Regions from separate parts of the Homo sapiens genome. Here all the other regions are linked to region 2. The links are chromatin contacts, found by Hi-C or POLR2A ChIA-PET in ENCODE. All regions are on one chromosome and are shown on one strand. The core of a region is the stretch at or near the end of the contact, and the rest is flanking DNA. Distances in the headings are between cores, read along the strand shown.

What was found. A loop is a pair of places that touch in the nucleus more often than their neighbours do. ChIA-PET counts read pairs that join two places held with the same protein, here RNA polymerase II (POLR2A). Pooled maps may share reads with other maps.
Region 1: a loop to region 2 is called in a pooled map, with 5 times the contacts of the local background. The contact joins two enhancer-like sites. A Hi-C loop is called at or near these places in 8 of 50 pooled maps. POLR2A ChIA-PET finds 5 or more read pairs at or near these places in 3 of 52 experiments (PC-9, Panc1 and activated T-cell).
Region 3: a loop to region 2 is called in a pooled map, with 5 times the contacts of the local background. The contact joins two enhancer-like sites. A Hi-C loop is called at or near these places in 1 of 168 maps with a recorded cell type or tissue (Right ventricle myocardium superior) and 7 of 50 pooled maps. POLR2A ChIA-PET finds 5 or more read pairs at or near these places in 4 of 52 experiments (CD8-positive, alpha-beta T cell, Panc1, naive thymus-derived CD4-positive, alpha-beta T cell and 1 more).

Annotation. Positions count from the first base shown.
Region 1 is chrX:136,745,224-136,749,757 of GRCh38, reverse strand. It overlaps ARHGEF6 (Rac/Cdc42 guanine nucleotide exchange factor 6), which reads left to right. Exons shown (of 22, transcript NM_004840.3): 3 at 2,166-2,250; 4 at 4,411-4,534. Among named protein-coding and RNA genes, the nearest start is that of ARHGEF6, 33 kb to the left of the region's middle. Within about 2 kb of position 2,042, at least 3 of the 41 ENCODE cell types and tissues checked have a DNase peak (open chromatin) inside an H3K27ac peak, as active enhancers do.
Region 2 is chrX:136,906,920-136,911,519 of GRCh38, reverse strand. No RefSeq gene overlaps it. Among named protein-coding and RNA genes, the nearest start is that of RBMX, 28 kb to the right of the region's middle. RefSeq lists an enhancer at 2,456-2,505. Within about 2 kb of position 2,204, at least 33 of the 41 ENCODE cell types and tissues checked have a DNase peak (open chromatin) inside an H3K27ac peak, as active enhancers do; they include CD8-positive, alpha-beta T cell, where a contact is called at or near this core.
Region 3 is chrX:136,692,624-136,696,792 of GRCh38, reverse strand. All of the region lies in intron 9 of ARHGEF6 (Rac/Cdc42 guanine nucleotide exchange factor 6), which reads left to right. Among named protein-coding and RNA genes, the nearest start is that of CD40LG, 47 kb to the right of the region's middle. RefSeq lists an enhancer at 1,913-2,012. Within about 2 kb of position 2,257, at least 4 of the 41 ENCODE cell types and tissues checked have a DNase peak (open chromatin) inside an H3K27ac peak, as active enhancers do; they include CD8-positive, alpha-beta T cell, where a contact is called at or near this core.

The sequences.
Region 1 (4,534 bases), core at 793-3,292, 160 kb after region 2:
AGCAAGAACAGTGTCCATGGATAAACTTGAGTATATTGGGGTTTTCTCAAAAGAGAACCGAGTACAGTTCAGGAAACTTCCCTCAAGCAGATGCAATGACTCTTCTTGATGCACATTTCATTTTCTGATTAGTTTATTTATTTTCAAAATCAGTCAAGTACTTGTACAAGTGAATAATACCAGTGTTGCCATGTATAGGCATTTAATAACCCTGGATAAGGAACAACTAAAACCAGAGGGAGAGGTTTTTTATCACAACTTTTGCTCTCATGCCTTATTCTGCTAATATTTAACTTCTGCTTATTATTTTAGATCTACTCATCTCTACCACACCCACCCAAAACATGTATCCACATGCACACACACATGCACACTCCCATTAGGACTGATGGGCTAAAAACAAGTGATTTTTTTTGCTTTGCTACTATTTTGGCATACATGTCATTAACATTTTCCCAGTTGATCAGTTCTAAGGGAGACTCAATAAGTCTGAAATCCCCGGAGATACTAGACACTCTCTCTAGTCTATTGCCTCTTGTTCACCCAGGCTTTGACAAACTAAAACAAAACTCTTGTCAATGTATTTCTGGAAAAGTTTGAATTTTATATTGTAGCATTCAGAAATATATTTGGAATGTGTTGTTGTTTAACTCTTTAGTAATATTAGCATTACTCTTTTACCAGAAATATATTAATGTCTCATTTTTAGATGCATCTGGGCTTTTTGGTCATTTTAACTTTGAATGCAAAATATTCATTGATTAAATGAATAAAGCAGTGAATCCTAGAATAGGCAGACTTGTGTAGGTTTGCATTTGCATGTATCTTTATTGACCCCCCAAAACGTGAAAAATTGATATTATATATTTTCACTCTAAAAACAGATTATAGGTTTTCAAGAACATGTACAAAAAAGATAGAAATTTGTCTTGATATGGTTCCCAGAAAATATGCAGCTTAAAAATGGAACAAATGGCTCTACCTAATGGGAAGACAGACCCTTTAAAATCCTATGCCCATTACCAATCATGTCCCATATGAAAAGGTACATTTTATTTCCATCACCACATTTGGGGAAAAAATGATGCAATCTGTTTTCTTTAAGAGACTTCTAGACATCCTGGAACAAAATGTTTTTAGAAGGGGCATTTCCATCCAGAAGGTGGGCATCTGGTTACCTTCAGATATGCATACTTACATTGTTGGCTGGCAAATTAATAGATTGTACCTGTGCATGAGAACACTTCTAATTTCAAATATACATATTTGAGACTCAATATATTTTAACACACTGACTACATTTCAAAGGTAACAGGTAAATTGTATTGAAAACAACATCTGATTGGTATCTTCACTGGGGACAATAGCATATCAGATTGACAGTTGACTGGTAAAGTGAAATGTATTTCCTTAATGTGTTTTTTGCCAAGAGTTGAGTAGTATTAGACAGGCCAGAGGTCATATTTGGGAAAGTCATCTAAAGCCAGGAAGAGCCCATAGGCCCAGGCAGGCAAATACTTGAATTCATGATGAGCTGAGAGGGGCAAGGTCAAACAGCAGAAACAGAACTGAAGCTGGGAGCAAAAGGCAGACCTGGGCAGAAAGTTTGGGCAACATGGAATTGGGATCCTAGGCAGTTGGGATGCAGCGGGTGGCAGTTGGGAGGAAGGAGAGCAGAGAAAAAGGCACTTTTGACAGTGACTCAACTAGGCACAGCTAATAAACTGTACAGATGCAACCATGTCAAAAAGGCTCCACCTCCTTATTTATGGACTGTCGAGGACATTATGTAGGTGATGGGCATTGATTGTAACCCATGCATATGAGCTTCCTGTAACTGGGCTGAAACTATTGATACATTCAGGCCAGAAGAGTGGGTCTGAGTATGCACTGTTTATTTCCTGGTGGGCGCTGCCTTCTCAGCTTGGCTCTCATTTCCCATTACTGCTTTGCTCTGACTCACTGATGGCCTGCCACATGTCATTAGGCGGCTCAACTGCTGCTCTCATTTCTCCCAAAGGTATATGGAGGTTTGTGTCTTGGCTTCTACACTTTTTTTTTTTTTTTTTTTTTCCGGAGAGCTGGAGGAAGTGGCCTTTTGATAGTTTTGTTTGTTGAGTTGAATACTTGTAGTGTCTTACGGTTTCAATTTTCCTTTCTCATAGATATTTGATCCTGATGACCTTTATTCAGGGGTCAATTTCTCCAAGGTACTGAGTACTCTTTTAGCTGTCAACAAAGCAACAGAAGGTAAGCCGGGCTTGTGATTTATATGTTCTGGGTGACATTTTTGAATCCATGTGTTTGTGATTACCCTAGGAGCCAACTCTGGCCAGGATTGTTCTCGTGATGCAAATTTTCCCCTTGCTCCCCCAAATACACCCCAACAAATGTCAAATGCTTGAATTTTTCATGGCTTAGGATTTAAAATATACCTATCATAGATGTTATTCTAATGCCCTTAATATAATGATAAGAACTAAGAAACTATTCCATTCAAAGCTCTGAATCACCAACTGAGTATAACAAAACAGAGAAGAAAAAGGAAAGACCAGTTCCCTTTTTCATAGAGTTTACAAAATACAGCCGTCACTTCCCTTTCCCCACTAGAGACATATTTTTCTCATTGTTTTATGTATGCCTTTGTCCATGTAAAGGAACCCCTCAGTAGCCTTGCACCAAAAATGAAATCTTGGGGTCATAGGGAGTGAAAATAATATCTTTTATTTAAATGTTTAACACCTACCACACTAGAGGTATTAAATATAAATGCTAGTAAATGTGAAGAAAATGATGATACACTTAGAATGTAGCTTCACTCCTTCCCTGGTATATTTTACCAACAGCTGAATAGTAATAATCATACTTAAAATGCTTTGAGCTCTTGCCCTGGATCTAGGCTGTCATAAGAGCCACAGGTGATCTCATCCAATCCTTGAAACAACACTGGGGGTAGGTATTATTATTATTAGGTCCATATTACAGATAAGGAAAGTCAGGCCAACAGTTGCCCAACTAGAAAGTTAGTCGCTGAGTTGGGATTCAGACCCACATCTGAATGACTACAGAGCCCTTATGCCCAAGCACGAGGCTTGCTGCTCAAACTGTTGTAGAGTCAAGAGGCTGTGTGCCCAGCATCGCCAGGTGCTACAAAAAATGTCAAAGCTATGGTCCCTGCCTTTGAGAAAATTACTGTCTATTTAAGGAGACTCAACTTACCCACGTGAAACAATTAGAGGACAAGAGCAGACAATATAATCAAGTGCCAAATAGGTTAGAGCATCTAGGAAGCTATCGAGTAATTATAGTTTTTGTCAAAAGAGCTGTATATAATAGCAATACAAGTAAAAATACTTCTCCAAAGTTGTTCTTTTGCTATTTGGAAAAAAAAATGCTTTTGAGCTATTGCAAGGCGTATAGCTGAAAGTACAGCTAATTCAAGTAACTATATTTAACACACATGACAACTATCCAGTTCTAGTCAGGGAGGATCGTGTAATTCTAACATTATGCCACACAAATTATACGTTCCTTTGCCAAACTCTCCTAGCAAGTTTTACAGTCTCTTCCCTTGCCACAGATATTTATAAAATACAAGGAGGTGAAAGTTAAAACCCACAGCATCAAGGAAATTACTTGGATACTGAGCTTGTCGCCTAGGGAATGTTTGGGCTTTAGACTTTTGCAGTTTATATCTTTTAAAAATAAATGGAGAGGAAAAGAACCCTTATTGAAATTTGTCAAGAAGCCAGCTCCTCTCTTTTGTATACTCTCAACAAACTGAAAACATCCAGCTCAGCTCTGGCCTGGTCGAATTTCACAAGGTTTCAAGGAAGAGAAGACTCTTGAATCTGATTGTTAAAAAAATTATTCTAGTATCAAGATTACATCTTTCCCAAACACATCTTCTCTTTCACTCTCATTCTCCACCCTGCCCCACACACATCAGGGAGATTTTACATCATATATGCCACACATATTGTTACGTGTGAGTAAGAAATGAGCCACTGAGTTATGGGCCAAAAAACAAAGAGAGAAATTTGAAATATTTCAAAGTAATAAGAGCCACAAACAGCTGTTTGGTACCCAATATAGTTCTGCCTTGGATAACAGGGCATACTGTTGCAACTGGTTCAGGAGGGAAGAGTTGTAGGGAAATGGTTAAGAGAAAATGTGGTTCTGTCGCTGTTTTTCATTCTACTGGAGCACGATGGCCAGTAAGGTTAAGAACAGGAAGTTGGCCACCAAAAAGGGAAGGGGGATTGAAATACACTTGGCATGTTCATAATGATAACAGTTAGAATTACAGCCAGGATGCCTCTGATAGTATCCTGAGAAAGATAATGTTATGCGGTAGATGTTTTTCTGATCTGAGTGGTTCCTTTAACATGCCTTTTCCTCTTTTCACAGATCAGCTATCAGAAAGACCATGTGGACGTTCCTCTTCTCTTAGTGCTGCTAATACTTCTCAGACAAACCCACAGGGAGCAGTTTCTAGCACAGTTTCAGGGCTGCAAAGGCAGTCAAAGACAGT
Region 2 (4,600 bases), core at 955-3,454:
AAAAAGAAAGGAAGGAAAGGGAAGGAAAGAGAAAGAAAGAGAAAGCAAGAAAAGAAAGAAAGAAAAGAAAGAAAGAGAAAGGAAGGAAGAGAAAGAAAGAGAAAGAAAAAGAGAGAGAGAGGGAGGGAGGGAGGAAGGAAGGAAAGAAGAGGGGAAGCCGAAGGGGAAAGGGAAAGGAAAGGAAAGGTTCCAGATGTTACTAATCATGTTTCTTTGTTAGGGAGCCTGCTGAAATAAAGAATAAAGAGCAAGGAGTAGATATAAACAGTCAGAGAAAAGGCAAATAAAAAATATAAAAAGGATGCTATTTCTTACATGTGTTTGGCAAGAGGTTTGCTCAAAACACTGCTATCAATATTTCTCACAGGGAAAGGCAAGCTCCAGGTTTGAAAAGTAAACATGCTGCACCTAGAACTAGCCTTTAAAAACTCCTAGAACCTTAAAGTTGGCTAAGTCTATAGTCAGATGGCACCAGCACCATTCTCAACTTTGTGTGCATTTGTGATGCCTTCTACCAGAATACCCCCCTACACCCTAGATTAGGCAACTAGAGATCAGAACATAAGTCTTATTTATTAATACTTTTTGAATTGATTACTTGCAAGAAAAATTCCTTTTGAGTCAGCTTACAATGAAAACAACGAGGCTACTAAGGAAGGGAGCCAAGAAATTACTGGTGGTTGAGGGACACGCTGAAGAGGAATTGTGCCAGGAATCCCTGGCTAAAGAAAAGTAATAATGATGACAGTTACCATTTATTGAAAGCTTACTATGTGCAAGGTGCCGTCGTAAGTGCTTTTCATGTACTATCTCATTTTATTCTCACAAATCTCTAGAAGTAAATAACACTATGTTTGCAGAGAAAGGACCCAGGAGACCCAAGTGGATTAACAAGAATTAGGGGGGTAAGAGTGTGAGACCATATGAGTGAGGGGTAACACAGCATGGTGGGGATGTATTTAAGAAAGACCACAATGAGTGTATGTGTCCAGAATGGAAGATTGTGTAAGAACACGAGGGAAAGGGTGGAGGGAAGGGAAGGGTTACAGATGCTGAGAGGGAACCGAAGGCGTTGGGGAGGAGGGGAGGAGTTAGTTGAGGCAGGAGAGAAGCCAAAAGGGAGGTGGAGGAGCAGCCAATAGGGAGGGAAGTGGGAAGGACTTAGAGGAAGGAGGAGGAGCAGTAAAAAGGAAAACAGAAGAGCAGAGGGGAAGAGACTAGAAAAAGCAGCAGTGAGGAGGAAGGTAAAGGAGAAGAGAGGGAGGGGTAGGGAGAGGAGCCGAGAGGGAGGGGAAAGAGAAGGAGATGGGAGAGGGCGTAGCATCCAGGAGAAAGGAGGAGGGGGAGGAGCCGAGAGAGCACTGGCAGAACAAAAAGAGACTGGGTAAGGAGTCGATAAGGGGGGGAAGGGGAGGAGCCAAGATAAGAAGGTGGGGCCGAAACAGTAGGCGTTGGAGCCGAGAGGGAGAAGGAAGAAGACGAGATGAGAGGGAAGGGAGGGAGCAGAAAAAGAAGAGGAAGGGGAGGAACTGTGAGGAAGGAGGAGATACTGAGAGGGCGGGAAAGATCCGCGAAGTGGGAGACTCCGAGATTGAAAGCCCCTGAGACATACCCACAGGGAAGGCAATGGCATTCCGGGTCCAAGTCCATGAGCTCTCGGCCCTGGTCGTCCCCTATCGGCCCTATACCCCTACCCGAAGCCTTCCCCTCACATCTCTCTCACTCCCTCCAATCCTCACCTGACAAAATGCGATTTCTCGCTCCGCCTGGCAGAAGTTGACCGCGGCTAACCTGGGAAGGTAGAAAGCCGTGCAGCGGGCGGCCCTGAAGCCTCAGGAGCAGCCCCAGCCTCAGCAGCCACCTCAGCCCGGAGAGGGCGGGCCACTGGCGCTCGAGGTTGGTTCCCACGCGGAAACCACGAGTACTCATTTCGGGAGCCGGCTCAGGCACTCGGGAACACACACATGAAATCGGCACCCGTGGAGGAAATAAGCGGAAATGACAAGAGCCTCGGACAGGGAACAGCCGAGGCCGGCTAGTGGCACTATAACTCCCAGGACGGCCACTTAGTCGGGATAGAACATGGTTCGCAACCCGGTTGCTAGGGCGCCAGTAGGCGGGCATCGTGAGCTGTCGCGGTGCGCATGCGTGGGGATCCCCGCCGAGCCGAGCCGCCCCGCCCCGCCCCGCCATCCCCAGACTTCCCCGCCTCGCCCTTTCCCGTGGCTCTGGCGGTGCCTTGCGCTCTGCCTCGCTTGCAGCCACGCTAGGCCCTGCACAGGTTGGGGGGGGCGAAGGGAGGCTGTCCTAGAAGTTTCATCATAGCAGGGGCTCGCCTCCTCCCGAGGTTGCCTTTCTTAGTCCCAAACTAGCAGTGTTACCGCCCCTGCCATCTTCATTTCTGGCTGCAGGAATTAGGGGGTGTGGCATTCTAGGGCCGCACGGTCCAGTGCGGTGCCTATGAGGCACTTAAAATGCAGCTTTTCCGAGTTTGATGTTCTGTAAGTGTAAAATGCACTCCAGCTACCAAAGACAAAAAGAAAGTAAAACATTTCGACCTGCGCGGTGGCTCAGGCCTGTAACCCCAGTACTTTGGGAGGCCGAGGTGGGTGGATCACCAGAGGTCAGGAGTTCGAGCCCAGCCTGACCAATATGGTGAAACCCCGTCTCTACTAAAAATACAAAAATTAGCGGGCGTAGTGGCGTGCGCCTGTAGTCCCAGCTACTCGGGAGGCTGAGACAGAAGAATTGCTTGAACCTGGGAGGTGGAGGTTGCAGTGAGCCGAGATCACACCACTGCACTCCAGTCTGGGCACCAGAGCGAGACTCCGTCAAAAAAAAAAAAAAAAAGCGTGAGGGGGGCCGGGCGCGGTGGCTCACTCCTGTAATCCCAGCACTTTGGGAGGCCCAGGCGGTCGGGTCACGAGGTCAGGAGATCGAGACCAGCCTGACCAACATGGTGAAACCCCATCTCTACTTAAAAATGCAAAAATTAGCCGGACGTGGTGGCGGGCGCCTGTAATCCCAGGTACTCAGGAGGCTGAGGCAGAAGAATCGCTTGAACCCGGGAGGCGGAGGTTACAGTGAGCCGAGATCGTGCCACTGCACTCCAGCCTGGGCAACAAGCGAGACTCCGTCTCAAAAAAAAAAAAAAAAGAAAAAGAAAACATTTCTAATTACTGCATGGGTGATTGAAATCATAATATTTGGGGTCCACTGCGTTGAATAAAACATTACTAAAACCAATTTAACTTGCTTCTTTTAATTTTTTTAATGTGGCTACTTGGAAATGTAAAATTACATAGTATGTGACCTGCATTATATTTCTATTGGATAACGCTAGTCTTGGAAGGAGGATGGAAGGGCAAAAGACTAAAGAAAAGGGAGGTGGAGGTGGAGTCCTGCTCTATGCTATTGGAAGAAAGTCTTCTTTCTCTTAGCGGCGGGGACCTTATTTTACGACCTCTGTTAAGAATCCTGTCTTACCTTTTTCTCCTTGTGGTGTACTATAATGCAAAGTGCTTGCATGTGGACCAAGAGAGTATTGTAGGTATGATAGGACACAGATAGTAGAAGAGCTTGTTATTTTTCCTTCTTGTGTTTCAAGAGCTTTGGAGAACAAGAGGTCACTTGTTTACGCTGAGTCGTGTGCGCCTTGCCAAGTGCCTTTCTGTCCAAGTTCCCTCGCTCCTAGAGGTCTGTGTCTCCTGGTGATTGGCAGGCGGCGATTCAAGACAACAAAGGCATCGTGCTGGCGGTGAGCCGAGGCGTGTAGAAATATATCAAGTTAACTCTTGGACTAGAGATGTTGAAAAAGTTGTAGGAGAAATGAAAGGAAATATGCGAATGATGAGAAATAAGGGAATTGTGAGAGTGAAAAGGTTGAACTTGATCAAAAGGAGTGGAGAAGCCCATGTCAAGATTTGCAGGGCAGAATAGCATGATTGCCAGGGCACATCCTTTGTGAAGAGGAATGGGAAATTGGAGCTAGCAAGCGTGAGAGCGGTCACGGTTGGAAGTAACCAGAGCTTGGATAAAAATTCTGTGCTTTACCGCTGCATTAGTATGGCTCTCTGGTCTGCCTTTGGTTGAAAACGTGTATAATAAAAAAAACAGGACAGCCTCCCAGGCCTAGTCCTGGAGCTTGGATACCAGCTCCTCCAGGTGCCAAGGAAGCAAACCTTAGGAGGGCCCGCCGCTCCACAAGAAGGTGTGAGCTTTACATCCCTGCCTCCCAGGTCACCTCCAGGACGTAGGCCCCGACCCTGGTCAGACTCTAACAGTGACATTGAGGTCTTCCTTTAAGGCTCCCTGCAGGGACGGCGTATGCCTATGTCAACCTCAAGAAGTGAAGCATCACCAAAGTCTACAAGACGCAGCTCTCCTGATGCCACCAGTGTGTTGTTGTCGCCAGCTCCAGCCACCTGCTGGGCACCAAGCCAGTCCTGGAGATAAGCTGAGACTGTGCACCATCCACGTAAACAGCACACCCACCACGGGCTACTCAGCTGATGTGGGCAACACGACTACCTTCCAGAAGCCTATTAACCCATTCCAGCATATTCTGTATATTTTGGAGGCTCTAGGAGTTGGTCAGCCG
Region 3 (4,169 bases), core at 1,008-3,507, 210 kb after region 2:
GGGAGGAGGGAGAAAAGGGAGAGCTGGTCATAGCTCAAATGCTGTAAGTTCTCCCTGTTCTTACTGAGTTTTAGTAGATTTTCCTGAATAAATACTTTTTTTCATTTATCTTATATCATTAGGACAACTTCTAGATATTTTATTTATTTTTATTTTTATTATTATTGGCTTTTCAGAGACAAGGTCTTGCTCTGTCACCCAGGCTGGAGTGCAGTGATACAATCATAACTCAACGCAGCCTTGAACTCCTGGGCTCAAGCAATCCTCCCACCTCAGCCTCCTGAGCAGCTGTGACTACAGGCACACACCACCACACTCAGCTAATTATAAAAAAATTATAGAGACAGGGCTTTCACTATGTTGACCAGAGTCTGCTGGTCTCAAACTCCTGGGCTTAAGTGATCCTCCTGCCTCAGCCTCCCAAAGTGCTGGGATTACAGGTGTGAGCCACTGCGCCTGGCCTAAATGGTTTTCACCTGCTACGCTTTTTTTTAACTGAGTAGTGCATCCAATGAATCTCATGCCACCATCTCAAAAGTGGAACTCCTTACTGTTTCCTTTTCTGTCCTTCTGTGCCCTTGCCTGATCTGAGCCTAAACTTTTTATCACTTTTTTAATGTCTCACTTCACAATTCTACCACTTAGAGGCTGTTTTACCCAAGGCAATTCACTTCATTTCTAAGCCTTAATTTCCTCACTTGTAAAATGAGGGTCAAACCACCTACCTTGCAGGATTGATGTTAGTATTAAATGAAATAATGTATACTAAGCACCCAGCACTGTGTCACCATGCCCTATGTGTCCTTTAAACATCTACCTACCAGCTACTAGTTTCTTTTTAGGAAAAAAAGTATAAAATATTTCAAGCATACAAAGAACAGAGATAATATAAAGTACATCCACGTACCCACTATTCAGCTTAAGAAACAAATTATAGATGCAATTCAAGTTCTGTGTATCCCCTTCAATATTTCCTGCTCTTCTCTCCCTCACCAGAGTGAACCACAGTCCTAAATTTGTTTTTGTCATTTCCAGGAATGTTTTCATACTTTTCTACATATCTACAATAAAGAAAAAATGATTCACAGACTTTTTTCCTTTGATGAATTCATAAATGTCCTGTGAATATAAGGGCAAATTCCTTAACACCAGTAAAATGAGCACATGTTCTCCTTTTGATATGAAAACAATATTCTGGATGAATACTGGAAAGAAATGGTTTACCTCAAGTGGCAGACTTTCTGTGGTGTTTAGAGAAGTTTCCATTGTAACTCTATGTGTTAAAATGTTACTGACTACATTTACCTATGTTGGGAATTTAATTTTATAATTAAGTAAAGCTTCCCTCAAACATTATGGTTTGATGTTTGTTACACAGTTGATTTAAAAGATTCTCAAGTTTTTGGTGAAGTATAATGCCCTGTTTAATTTTAGTTAACGGTGTTTTTGAGAATTTTATAATATCCCTTGAAATGATGGAAGACTCACTGGAGTCCTCATAGAACTAAATTTTTATCTTACTGGTTTATTTACAGGTAAAAGGGATGAAAATTAAAATACTTGAGGTTTTTCTCACATGTGCTTTTAATATAATCTCAACTATTTTACATGCATCTAGTGGCAATTTATGCTGACCTATTAAAGGCAAAGCACAGTGAAATGAAATTCACAGAAAATTCACATTAAACATTTTTTAGATGAAGATTTCAGCTGAAATAGGGACATTGGTGGATTTCTGTTCTTTCCTTGCTGAAGCTGTGATGTTCAGGTGAACTTCTTCCTTTCGGCCTTTAGGTGGCAATACCATACCAGGAATGCTTATAACAATTGGCCCTGAGAAGGGATCCAGCCTTAAAATTGTATGATTGCATGCAGCTGTCTTGTTAAAAATGCAGTCGTGTATGGCCTGAATTTGGATATGTAATCAGACCCCAACCTTGATGTGTCCCCATATTTGCATATATTTGAATGGCCGCTCTAGTCTTTTGTTGTCCCCTGGGTGAGGTATTTCGGGATTTCCCCTCCCTCTCCCCTGCTAGCTTGCTATGGTAGCTCCTGTTTCTTCCTGGGAATAACCTCTCTTTTACAAAAATACCCTCTTCTCTCCTGTGCTTGCTTCAGTGTGGCATTCATCCTTTTTCACGAGGGAGAGGGTTAAATGAGAGATCAGAGAGAAGAGGAGTTGGTGCTAAGACAGATCCGGACCTCACTTCCGTCTCTGCTGTGCTGTGCTTTTGCTCTTGTTAGTTCTCTCCACTCTTTGTTTACCATGGTTGCCAGCAATGAAGACTTTGAGAAACCCCCCAAAAAGTTGTGTACTTGCTCTGGGGGCAGGGAGCACGTAAAAAATTCTGAGCCTAGGTTCTGTTCTTTTCTGTCTTTGAAGGGCCAGAGAAGGGAGCAAGTAAGACTGATCACAAACAAAAAGTGGTAGGGACAAGGCCGGGCGCGGTGGCTCACGCCTGTAATCCCAGCACTTTGGGTGGCCGAGGCAGGTGGATCACTGGAGGTCAGGAGTTCCAGGCCAGCCTGGCCAATATAGTGAAACCCCATCTCTACTAAAAGCACAAAAATTAGCCGGATGTGGTGGTGTGCGTCTGTAGTCCCGGCTACCCAGGAGGCTGAGGCAAGAGAATCGCTTGAACCCTGAAGGTGGAGGTTGCAGTGAGCCAAGATCGCACCACTGCACTTCAGCCTGGGCAACAGAGCAAGACTGTCTCAAAAAAAAAAAAAAAAGGAGTGGGGACAAAAAAAGAAGCAAAAGAAGCACACCACCTAATATCTGGGGCTGGATAAATGAAAAAGAGAAGAAAGGGAACCACTCTACCCAGTGTGAGTGGCACTCTTGAAATTTTCCACTGGCCAGAGGCTGTGGCAGCCAGCTCCTCTTGCCTCACCACCCCTTTTGGACCACAGTGATTTCCCCCGAAGGGCTGGTGGGGTAGTAATTGAGGTGGAGAGGAGGAATCTCTGACCTTCTGCTAGGTAGAGTTATGATCATTCAAATTAGAAACCTATACAAAGATGCCACAGAAGCACTTCTATATGAGATGGCTAAGCTCTGTAGTGTTATTATAGTATACATAGCTTTCTTCAGCTTTCCAGTCCAACCCAGAATATCCCAGAGCCCCATCCACCATGCATTCTATGAAATAAATGTATGTTGTTTTAAACAGCATTTATACACTGAGAACTGCTTCTATTGTATCATGTCACATATACAGAACATTTTAAGCTTGAAAAGCAAGTCTTAATCCACTGCTATTTCAAATGGGCTGTATAAAATTCTACATTTAAAAGACAGATTGTTCTTTGGTATAACAATATATATTTATGTATTATATTTGTGTATAATGATACTAATTTGTGTATTATGTTTATTTGGCTAAATAAAATGTGTCTTTTAGGATCTATTTATCATAGATAAAAGGCATTTTAGGACAATTTTGTTCTTTTGTTGCCCTAGTAAAATTATCTTTTCTGAAGAACCAGTGTTTTAATCCAAGATAGTGATCTCATGTTGTACTGAAATAAATTTAAATTGTTTTATGATGTTTAGCAAGCCTAGAAGTTAGAATGCTGCATGGAAGGTAATAATAAGGTACACATTAGCATTTGCTTTTAATTGCTTTCACTCTTGCATCAATTAGAGTAAAATGTTGAGGATGCGGGCAGTCATTTAGTCACTGAAAGAAAAAATAAAACTTGTTTACTAAATTGAAAAGAAATTAGGAAAATGATTTTCTCCAAATTACATTTCTACTCAAATGCACTCCAAACCCGAGTTATTTCCCTAATTATATTTTATATGCAATGAATTTTTAAACCTCTTTATGCACTTTATGCTCTTGGTTGGCAATTGAACATCAATTGAATTTCCATTAAGTTGGAAACCACAGGTACTGGTAGTTTTTAAAGATGTGATTTTAGCAAGGTATTTGTCTTGGGATAATAATAATAATAATGCATCCACTGACTACTTTAAAGTTTACAAAATCCTGTCCTGCAGAGAGCCAGTATGGCATCCTAAAAAGACCTGAGGCTTTGGCTTCAGACCTGAGTATGAATCCCACTGTAGCCACTTACTATCACCCTTCCTCTCAGTTTTCTCATCTGTAAAATGGGGAGAACACCTATGTTGAAATGTTGTTGTCATTAAACAAGAATGA